Regions from separate parts of the Homo sapiens genome. Here region 2 is linked to region 1. A link is a contact called in ENCODE Hi-C data. All regions are on one chromosome and are shown on one strand. The core of a region is the stretch at or near the end of the contact, and the rest is flanking DNA. Distances in the headings are between cores, read along the strand shown.

Region 1 (5,242 bases), core at 1-2,500:
AGGCCCGGACCTGACAGGACCGCGACCCCCACGCCTCCGCCCCCGCCCCCTCCCATCTTGCGGCTGCCTCCGAGGAGGGATGGGGGAGAGGGCGCAGTCTTCCCGAGCGTGTGAGCCGCGCCTACTGGTACTGACCCCTCGGGCCCCCGCCGCTGCTCGCCCAGGTTCCTGGTCAGCCGGCCCCGACCCCGCTCTTCTGTCTCTGCCGCCGCCTCGGAGAGTCTCTGGCCCTTCTCGCTCTGTTTGTTTTTGTTTTCTTCTACCCAGTAACACGGGGGCGAGAGGGCGGCGCTTATTGGCCGAGGCCGGGTGGTCGGCTGGCCAATCGTGGCGGCGGAGCCGGAGCTGAGGAGGAAAAGGGAGAGGAGTGAAACGTGGAAAGTTGGGGAGGGGCGCGGGAGGGCGCATGCGCATGTGGCTCCTGGGACTGGCTGGAGCGGGAGTTGAGCGGGAAGTCGGGGTGGGGGTATGTTGGGAGGCGTGGCGGGATGGGAGCGTTGGGAAAAGGGCAGTGCTGGGGGATGGGGACGAGGATGAAGCTTCCTCGACCCAGCTCACCCATTCTCCTCACAGGGCGTTCTGCAAACTCGGCTGAAGCAAAGGTTTTGAGCTTCCTGATGGTCCCTGCCTCCATTTCTAGAAACTGCTTAGGCGAACACTCCAAGTGATCAGCCTGTCCGATTCCTCCTCCCTCTGGCCGCTGCTTTCTCTGTGGCTTCCAGTTTCTGGAGATCCCATGCTAAGAAGTTTCTCTCAGCGAATCCCCTCAAACCTTTGAGATGGAAATAATTCCCATTTCACAGATATAAAGCAGGCTCCAAAACTCTTTGAAGTTCCTTTGCTAATCATGACTAGCCAAGCCTCTGGCGTTCAAACGCACAAATTCCGGCCTCCAGTGCTGGGGTTCTCAGCCATGGCTACAATTTCTGTATTGAAACTTCCACCTCCCCTCGCTGTTCTCTGTGACTTTTCCTCTTGGCTGCATTGGTTTTGGCTGGTACTATCCTTACTCTTTCAAGGTCACGGTCCCCTGAGGGTGATAACCAGAACCTTAGGCTTCCTTTGTGTTCCCAGGCGGGGACTTAGCCACTGCCTCTGATCAGATTTTTCAGTTGTCTGATGGGCAGCACCGAATGATTGCTTGTGCTCTCCAGAACCCAACTGCCTCATCCCGCACAGGCCAGCGCTTTCCCTTGGCTGCCCAGTCACCCTGCCTGGGAATCATCTCTAATGCTACTATTTCTCTGCACACACACGCACACACACACACACAAACCTTCACTGGCTTCCCATTGCCTCTCTTGAGTGTCAGCGCCTCGGTCGGTCATTCAAGGCTCCGTGATGTGACTTCAAGACTTTCAGGCTGTGTCTCCACACATCTCCCCATATGCTTCCTCACCCCCTGGTAGTTCTTTATATATCACCTTGAAATGTCTCTCTTCTCATCTCCTATCTCCGCCTGATGCAATCCTTCTGTGCCTCATGGCCCTTCCTGGTAGTTTTTTATTTTGTTGTTGTTGTTGTTTTATTTAATTGAGGCAGGGGCTTGCCCTTTAGCCCAGGAGAATGCAGTGGCATGATCACAGCTCACTGCTGCCTCGACCTCCGTCAGCCTCCCTAGCTCAACGATCCTCTCACCTCAGCCTCCTGAGTAACTGGGACTACAGGCACAGCTCACTATGCCCAGCTAATTTTTGTATTTTCTGTACACACAGGGTTTCATCATGTTGTCCAGGCTGGTCTTGAACTCCTGGGCTCAAGCAATCAGCCCACCTCTGCCTCCCAAAGCGTTGAGATTACAAGCGTGAGCCACCATTCCTGGACCCTCGTAGTTTTTCTGGAGCCTCGTGATTTGATATGATCTTCCTGCCGCTGATTCCTCACAGTGTTGGCTTGCCACACCTCCAGGGGCACTGATCACATTCTACCTGGCATTATTTCATCTGAGTCCCTGTCCTAGCCCTTCTGCCCATTAGACTGTAACCTTGTTTAGGGAAAGACCTGTGTCTTACTCATCTGTGATTTTGTTGTTGTTGTTGTTTTGAGACAGGGTCTTGCCCTGTTGCCCAGGCTGGAGAGCAGTGGTGCAATCTTGGCTCACTGCAGCCTCAACCTGTTGGGGTCAAGCCATCCTCCCACCTCAGCTTTCCAAGTAGCTGAGACTACAGGCCTGTGCCACCACACCCAGCTAGTTTTTTGTATTTTTAGTAGAGATGGGGTTTTGCCATGTTGCCCAGGCTTCTCTTGAACTCCTGAGCTCAAGGGATCTGCCTGCCTCGGCCTCCCAAAGTGCTGGGATTACAGGCGTGAGCCACTGTGCCTGACCCACTCACCTGTCATTGTAGTACTTAAGATGCCTTGTTCATTTATTGTGCCTGTGCAATAAATACACCTTGATTTGAGTTTACAAAGATTCTCAGCAGTTGGTGGTCATCCTCATCTCCTGGGCGGGGGCCTCCTGGTGTGGCCAGTATCTGAATTAGTCTCATAACTCATGTTCACTTTTTAAAATCGGAGCTTCCCAGACCTCAGTTTTGTTTTGTTATTTTCCATTATCTGCAGCTGTCTCCTTTCCCCTCTCTCACCTATACTCTACTGATCAGTGACTGCTGGCTCCTTTGTTACCCATCCTTCTCTTTCTCCACATTTTTTCTCTTCTCATCCCTTTCAGTTCTGGACTGTTTCCTTCTTCCTCCCTGTCTTTCATTTAGTCATTCATTGAATGTACTTACTAAGCACATATAGCATAATCAGGCTGTGTTGGGTAGGCATCCCGAGTTCTATGAGATAAAGAAAGAATGGGATATGATTACCAATTTTAAGAAGCATCTAAAACAACCTGTTATGTTTTAGCAAATTGCCCCCAAAGGACCCATTAGGGAGGAAAACGTTCATGTCCTTTTTGCGTATCATCTCAAGCAGTACCCATGATGGCTGGGATCCCAGAACCCACCTTTGAGAATGCTGCCGTATTTGCGTGTGGTTGACAAGGTTGGGCCAGACACTCAGGAAATAGGGTTGTCGTCCTACCTCCCCCACTAACTTCCTGTAAGAACTTCAGCCCCTCTCAGGACCTTTTTCTTTACCAATAAAATTCAGAAATTGGGCTCAATCAGTAATTCCCAAGTTATTTTCCAAAGAACATGAATTTTGTGGAACTTTAATAGATATCATGCAAAAAAAAATGTGGGAGGGATTGTTCCATGGTCAAATGGTCTTGGAAATAACTCGTTTAAACAAAAATAAAACTGTTTCTTTACCCACAACTCTTCTCAGTGGTTTTTTGTTTGTTTGTTTGTTTTTTGAGATGAAGTTTTGCTCTTGTCGCCCAGTTTGGAGTGTAATGGCACTATTTTGACTCACTGCAACCTGTGCCTCCTGGATTCAAGTGATTCTCCTGCCTCAGCCTCCCCAGTAACTGGGATTATAGGCGCCTGCCACCACGCCTGGCTAATATTTATATTTGTAGTAGAGTTGAGGTTTCACCATGTTGGCCAGGCTGGTCTCGAACCCCTGATCTCAAGTGATCTGCCCTCCTCGGCCTCCCAAAGTGCTGGGGTTACAGGCATGAGCCACCGTGCCCAGCCTTCTCAGTGTTTTTAATAAGCTATGTGCCTTTAGTGTCTTGGGAGACCAAGGTAGGAAGATTAGTAATGTTTCCTACCTTGTTTAAACACAGAACCTTTTTTTCTCAAGATACCCCAGAAGCAGTGTTATTTAGAAACCAACTTGGGAAATATAGATGACAGCCACTGTCACCAACATTCCTTCCAGCTGTGTTGAACACTTAGTCACCTGTGCCTTTGCAGCTGAACATTTAACAAAAAAAATTTTTTTAAGAATAAGCTGAAAATGGAGAAGTATCCAAGTGCCAAGAATTTTTGCCTACCAAATCAATCCACAAATATTTTAGTGTGTGCCTGTTCTATGAAAAGCACAGTTGATTCAGCTGTGTTCTTGGTAAAAGGCATTATACTACTTTAGGGTAGGTAATATCTGAAGCCTAGGGCTGCCCGGGCTTCTGGGCCACAATGTATGTTTTCATTTCACGTTGTAATTGTCACAAACTAGGTTTCTGTTACCTGAATCCCTGTGCCTATGGGCTTATGTTAATTTAGCTATTAGATGACAGAAAAGGAGAGAGGCCTTCCCCTTAACTCACTCTATACAGAATAATGGAATTGCAACTTCCATTTCCCTTAAGAAAGATTCATTCCAAGAGCTTAGGAGAGGAAGGGAGATCACAGTTGCCCAGAACAAGACAGCTGCTCAGAGGTGGCAACAGAAACTCTGTGCTTTGTGAGTAGATAAACGTTACATACTTCATCTTCCCCGTACTCCTCAGGCTTAAGCAGTATTGAGATACTTGGAGGGGCGCAAAGAGTGTTTGGTTTTGTCAGGGGAGAGGGTGGGAGATAGTTCCTATTTTTCGCCTCTTAAGACAAGGTAGTGACCCTGTCCCTAACTAGCTGTGTTGCTTTGGGTGTTTCACTTCCTCTCCCTGAGTGAATTGAATGCTTCAATTTTCTGTGCTGTAAAAGAAGGAGGTGCCCATTGCAGGGAGTCCATAAGCAGCCATTCAGTTCTAACACCCTGGGATGCTGAGCAAGGTACTGAGTTGGTACCATGGGAGTCCTGGGAATGGAGAACAAGAGATAAGAAAGTTTGCTGGCCGGGTGTGGTAGCTCATGCCTGTAATCCCAGCACTTTAGGAGGCCAAGGTGGGCGGATCACTTGAGGCCAGGAGTTTGAGACCAGCCTGACCAACATGGTGAAACCCCATCTCTACTAAAAATACAAAAAAATTAGCTGGGCGTGGTGGTGCATGCCTGTAGTCCCAGCTATTCAGGAGACTGAGGCAGGAGAATCTCTTGAACCTAGGAGGCGAAGGTTGCAGTGAGCTGAGATCCCGCCACTGCACTCCAGCCTGGGTGACAGAGACAGACTCCACCTCAAAACAAACAAACAAAGGAGTTTGCCACTGTTGGCAGGAGAGGATTCCACCGGGTATGGACAGAGGGACTGTCAACCCAGGGGCTTTCTCCTAATGCAAAGCTCAGATAATATCACCTCCCTCCATCCCAAAGGCAAAGTGATGGCTGGTGTGGGTTTAGGAGCACTAATTAATTAATTTGGGTAAAGTACTTGAAAAAGCACAGTTGAAGGCAAAAGATAAGCACCTAGATTTACTATTAATGCCTTTGGAACTCTCCAAGGCCTTTTCATTCTTAGGGTAAAGCCT
Region 2 (4,840 bases), core at 357-2,856, 4.0 Mb before region 1:
AGTAAAAACTAAAAGTTGTCTTGAAGTCTACCACTGTCATTTCCCTCCGTGTAATACTGCTCTACATTTATGAAACCCTGTTTTTCCTGTTTGATACATTTTCCCAAGAGCTTGCCCTAGAGCTAAATTTTTTAACGCTTCTCATGTATCACTTAAATAACAATTGTACTAAAGTTTGTTTTTATTACTGAAGGCAAAAACTCCATTTTTGCCTGCCCATAAAAAATCATTGTTGTATCTGACATTTTTAAAGTGTACATTTTAAAGTGTCCTATCACATAATATGAACATAGGAAGAGAATGTCATGTTAAAAATTAGCAAAGTAATTGTTTCTGCACAGAATGCATTTTTCAATTTGGGCAGTTCTCCCAGAATAAAGTAAACAAGTGAAGCAACTAGCATTCTTACTAGAACAGTGACAAGGCATTTTCTTTTTAGTTTCTTTTCACTTATTAGTCTACTAGGATACTTGAATACTGTCTCTATGCTGGTGTCTAAAACCCTCAAAGGAGAGTACAATTGCAGGATAAACGAAGAGTGTCCAGGAAGAGAACTAGACAAGAAAGGAAACAGATGGTCTCTGGGCTCGGTGAGCTTGGAAGCTGTCGAAAGCAAACTCGACTGGACCCTCCAAACTCCTATTTCAGATCAATACATAAGGTTCAGCTGAGTTCGGCCTCCAGGCCCAAGAAAGCAAAAGCCAGCAACCCGGGGGCTGGTCGGCGGCTCCCTCGCCAGGGACGCCCCACAGCGAGACCATGCCTCTCCCACCTCTACCCCCGAAAACCAAAACAAAACAGAACCAAGCCCAAGCGGTGCTTGCTCGTTTCTTTTGTCTTGCTCAACGCTGACCACTTTTTTTCCGGAGAAGGTTAACGTTAAGGGAGCCCGGGGGAGCTCTCTGCGACCCCGCCAGGTGCTCCCCGAACCCCCGGCCCCATCAGAGGAATGAGGCGACCACCGAGCGGCGTTGGGCGGCCAGGTCCTCCCCGGCACCCCCGCCCCGGCTCCTGGAGGAGGGCAGGGACTGCCGGCCTGGGGCAGCCAGGGACCGACGGGACCCCCGCAGAGCCAGGCCCGAGGCCCCGGGCGCCCCCACGACCCGGCGGCCGCCCAGGGCGCCCGCCTGGGGCCTCACCCCAACCGGGGACAGGGCCGCCGAGGGCCGGGCCAAGGCCGCCCGGCTTGTCCCCGAGGCCGCCGGGGAGCGTAGGCCGCCGCCATCCCCGGCCTGCCGTGCGCCCGCAGCCCGCGGCCTTACCGCCTCCACGGCGTGCTGCAGGATGGAGGTGAACTTGGAGAACATCCTGTCCCGGGACTGCAGCAGCCTCTCCCGGGACGACCTGGAGAGCTCCTCGATCCGCCGCCGCCGCCCCTGCTGCGGCTGCCGGGGCCGCTCCAGAGTGAAGGCCGGTGCGGGGCGGGGAGGACGAGCTGAGGATCGAGGCAGGGCCTGGCCCGGCCGCTTCAGGTGTGCGCGGGCGGCTCGGCGGCTCCGGAGGGCGCCGGGACGCGGCGGGCGGCGAGGAGGGCGTTCGGCGAGGACTCGGGGCCCGGAGAAGCTCCGGCGGCGGCACCGGTTGGGACACGGTGGCAGCCCGGCTCGGGTTCCTTCCCCCCGCTCTGCCCGCCGCGGCCTGCAGGGGGCGCCGCCGCAGCCCGGGGAGGCCCGGCCAGGCCTGCCCTGCGGCGGGGCCGCTAGGCGCCGCGGGGGCGGGGGGCGCGCTGAGGCCTCGGCCTCGCGCGGGGCTGGAGGCGGCCTGTGGGCAGCCACCGCCCTCTCCCGGCTTTCTCAGGGCGCCTGGGACACCGGCTTTCTAACATTTTTACAGCTCAGCGATTCTCAAGAGTTTTGTTTCTCCAGTGGAAGTAACAGGCTGACTTTGTAGGGACACGCAGCCGTCCATATATGCGTATAGCATTCAGAGGTTCTTCCTGTAAGGACCGATTTGGAAGACTCGTTAAGAAAACAGTGTTCTTTAAGCAAACATTGGCAATGGATTTAAATGCTCAGATTTTGAAGAAATCAACGACTGCAGGTGAAATGGCTTTGCTAACTTTAAAATATATTATTATTCAACATTGAAACAGGAAATCCCACATGAGCACATGGTAAGACGGCTGGCTTAGTTTAAATAGCCCATTATAATATTTATATATAATATATAACATAATTTATTTGTGATATGGTTGATAGTGAGGTGTAGTGATTCAGAACAGCATTTTCTATTCAGTTATCAGATGATACCGGAAAACATTAGCGAGGGAAAGAATCTGAAAGGAGTCCAGTAAATGCCTAAGGCAGATAAATAGAGCTACAAGGTAAGCACTTGGGTGGAGGCTGCTTAAAATACTCCCTAACAGTGTATTAGTCAAGCCTTGAAGAAGCAGTTCAGGCTGGTAAAGTTTAGGTTGAGTTAATACAAATTATGAAAATATTTGTATCCTGAAGAAATTTGTTTTATGCTGGTATTGGCGTTTTACCAAAAGGTTCATTAAGTTCTTAAGATGAGGTGGGGAGTGAGTTTTGCACAACCAGTGCTGAAAATACGTATCTGGCCCAGGCGCGGTGGCTCACGCCTGTAATCTCAGCACTCTGGGAGGCAAAGGCGGGAGGATCACTTGAGGCCAGGAGTTCGAGACCAGCCTGGCCAACATGGTGAAACTCCGTCTCTATTAAAAATACAAAAAAAAAAAAAAAAAAAAAATTAGCCGAACGTGGTGGTGTAATGGGATTACATGCTTGTAATCCCAGCTACTTGGGAGGCTGAGGCAGGAGAATCCTTGAACTCGGGAGGCGGAAGTTGCAGTGAGCCAAGGTTGCGCCATTGCGCTCCAGCCTGGACAACAAGAGCAAAACTCCATCTCAAAAAAAAAAAAAAAAATACACACACACACACACACACACACACACACACACACACATACATGTATACACACACATACGTTTATACATACACAAACGTATATATACACATACGTATATATACATGTATACACACACACACGTATATATATCTGTAATTGATTCATGGAACAGAGAAAAGGTGGCTGTCATATGGAGTGGTGGTAACTGGCCAGGCTCTGGGGCTGGGTAGCCTAAGTCCCAGCTCTGCCACCCACAGTGGAAAGTTATTTAACTTCTTTGTGTTTTAATTTGCTTATATGTCAAAAGGGGAGAACAGTACCTACCTCTTGAGGTTGTTGTGGGAATTAATTAATATATGTAAAACACTTTAACAGTGCCCAGTCCCTAGTAAGAGATGCACAGACACTTATACTTGTTCTGAGTTGTGGTAGTGGTATTTAGCAAAATAATAGGGCCAGAAATCAGGAATTAAGGAGGAGATCTTAACTGGGCTTCTTTTCCCTCCTGTTTTTGTGGTTTATATCCCTGCGGTGCTCCTTGGCAGATAAATACGACCTTAATTTTCTACGTACTACCCCCAGAATGCTGGAGGCATCCTCTGTTGTTTTGTGCCCCTTACCAAATTCTGGCCGTGTCTGCTTCAACTGAGAGCATGTATGTATGCTTATTGTTATTATATTCATACACAGTTTAAGATGGTTAGTCATATTATTAACCATAATTAGTTTCATGATCTAATTATCATGCATTTATATGGCATTTTGTAGTTCCAAAATGCCTTACAACCACTAATTGTATGAGGAGGTCTTAGTTAGAGTTGTGTGTATTTGATGATGTCTATCTTTGTGTACTTATTATAAACACAATAAAATATATGTTTTGCTCTAGATTAATATCAATATTTAGGATGGTGATTCATCTACCTGCTGTCTAGGTTTCAAGACACACAAGTTGGACTAGAATTGTAACTGAGCAGATATTCCTATTTCTGATTGTCATCCTAGAATGCCTGCTGTGACTCTGACATCATCAATTAGCTCAATACATGGGCACAGTCGGACCTGCCCCAAAGCCTGTGATTTGAGAAAACACAAGAAAACCTTCCCCTAGCCTCCAAACCACTTAGGTGTGGGTACCTGAAATTTCTCAGTTAGAACTTAATGCCTTTATCCCTTTGGCTTAAGCCAAATAAGAAACTTAGTCCTTGTTAAAATGAAAATACTCTTGGGAGATGTAACACATCAAACTCTGTCATTCATTAGACTTCAGGGGGAATGAATTTGTTAAATCCTTTTCTAAAATGAAGTTTAATTAGTGAAGACACAGAAAAATCTAGAAAATTGGAACCCAGTTGGGATGGTGTTGAGAAAAGAGATAAAAATAAATCTTTTTTTAACTTTTTAATAATAGTCATTCTGACTGGTGTGAGATGATATCTCATTGTGGTTTTTATTTGCATTTCTCTAATCAGTGATATTGAGCTTTTTTTCATATGCTTGTTGGCCACATATATGTTTTCTTTTAAAAAATGTCTGTTCATGTCCTTTGTGCACTTTTTAATGGGGTTGTTTGTGTTTTTTTCTTATAAATGTGTTTAAATTCCTTATAGATCCTGGGATATTAGACCTTTGTTAGATGCATAGTTTGCAAATATTTTCTCCCATTCTGTAGGTTGTCTGTTTACTCTGTACAATAAACACCGATGACATGAGTTTTACCTATATAACAAACCTGCGCATGTCTCCCTGAACCTAAAATAAAAGTTTAAAAAAGAAAGAGAAATAGAGTTAGATGATACCTGCTTCCAAATTTTGGCAGACTTCTGGAATTTGTGAGTTGAACACATCAATTGTTAGCAACATTCCCTCCTCAAATCCCGCTAAAATGACAGTAAAGAGATTTTCCAAAGCATATGCCCAAAAGGATAAGTTAGGAGAGAACAGCAATAGCATTTTCAGAATTAGAAAGTA

What was found. Hi-C counts contacts between places; a loop is a spot of excess contacts on that map. Pooled maps may share reads with other maps.
Region 2: a loop to region 1 is called in a map with no recorded cell type, with 8 times the contacts of the local background. The contact joins the promoter of FHIP2A here to the promoter of PDCD4-AS1 in region 1. A Hi-C loop is called at or near these places in 3 of 37 single-sample maps with no recorded cell type and 6 of 50 pooled maps.

Annotation. Positions count from the first base shown.
Region 1 is chr10:110,866,912-110,872,153 of GRCh38, reverse strand. It overlaps PDCD4-AS1 (PDCD4 antisense RNA 1), which reads left to right and starts at 1,250. Exons shown (of 1, transcript NR_026932.1): 1 at 1,250-3,264. It overlaps PDCD4 (programmed cell death 4), which reads right to left and starts at 226. Exons shown (of 12, transcript NM_014456.5): 1 at 136-226. RefSeq lists silencers at 1-33, 64-113, 4,366-4,435 and enhancers at 1,118-1,728, 4,556-4,605.
Region 2 is chr10:114,818,546-114,823,385 of GRCh38, reverse strand. FHIP2A (FHF complex subunit HOOK interacting protein 2A) reads right to left here and starts at 1,606. Exons shown (of 17, transcript NM_020940.4): 1 at 1,263-1,606. The coding sequence starts at 1,307. LOC124902508 (translation initiation factor IF-2-like) reads left to right here and starts at 438. Exons shown (of 2, transcript XM_047426127.1): 1 at 438-2,113. The coding sequence starts at 1,285. The coding sequence ends at 1,890. RefSeq lists silencers at 908-1,127, 1,188-1,537, 1,548-1,857 and an enhancer at 702-1,202.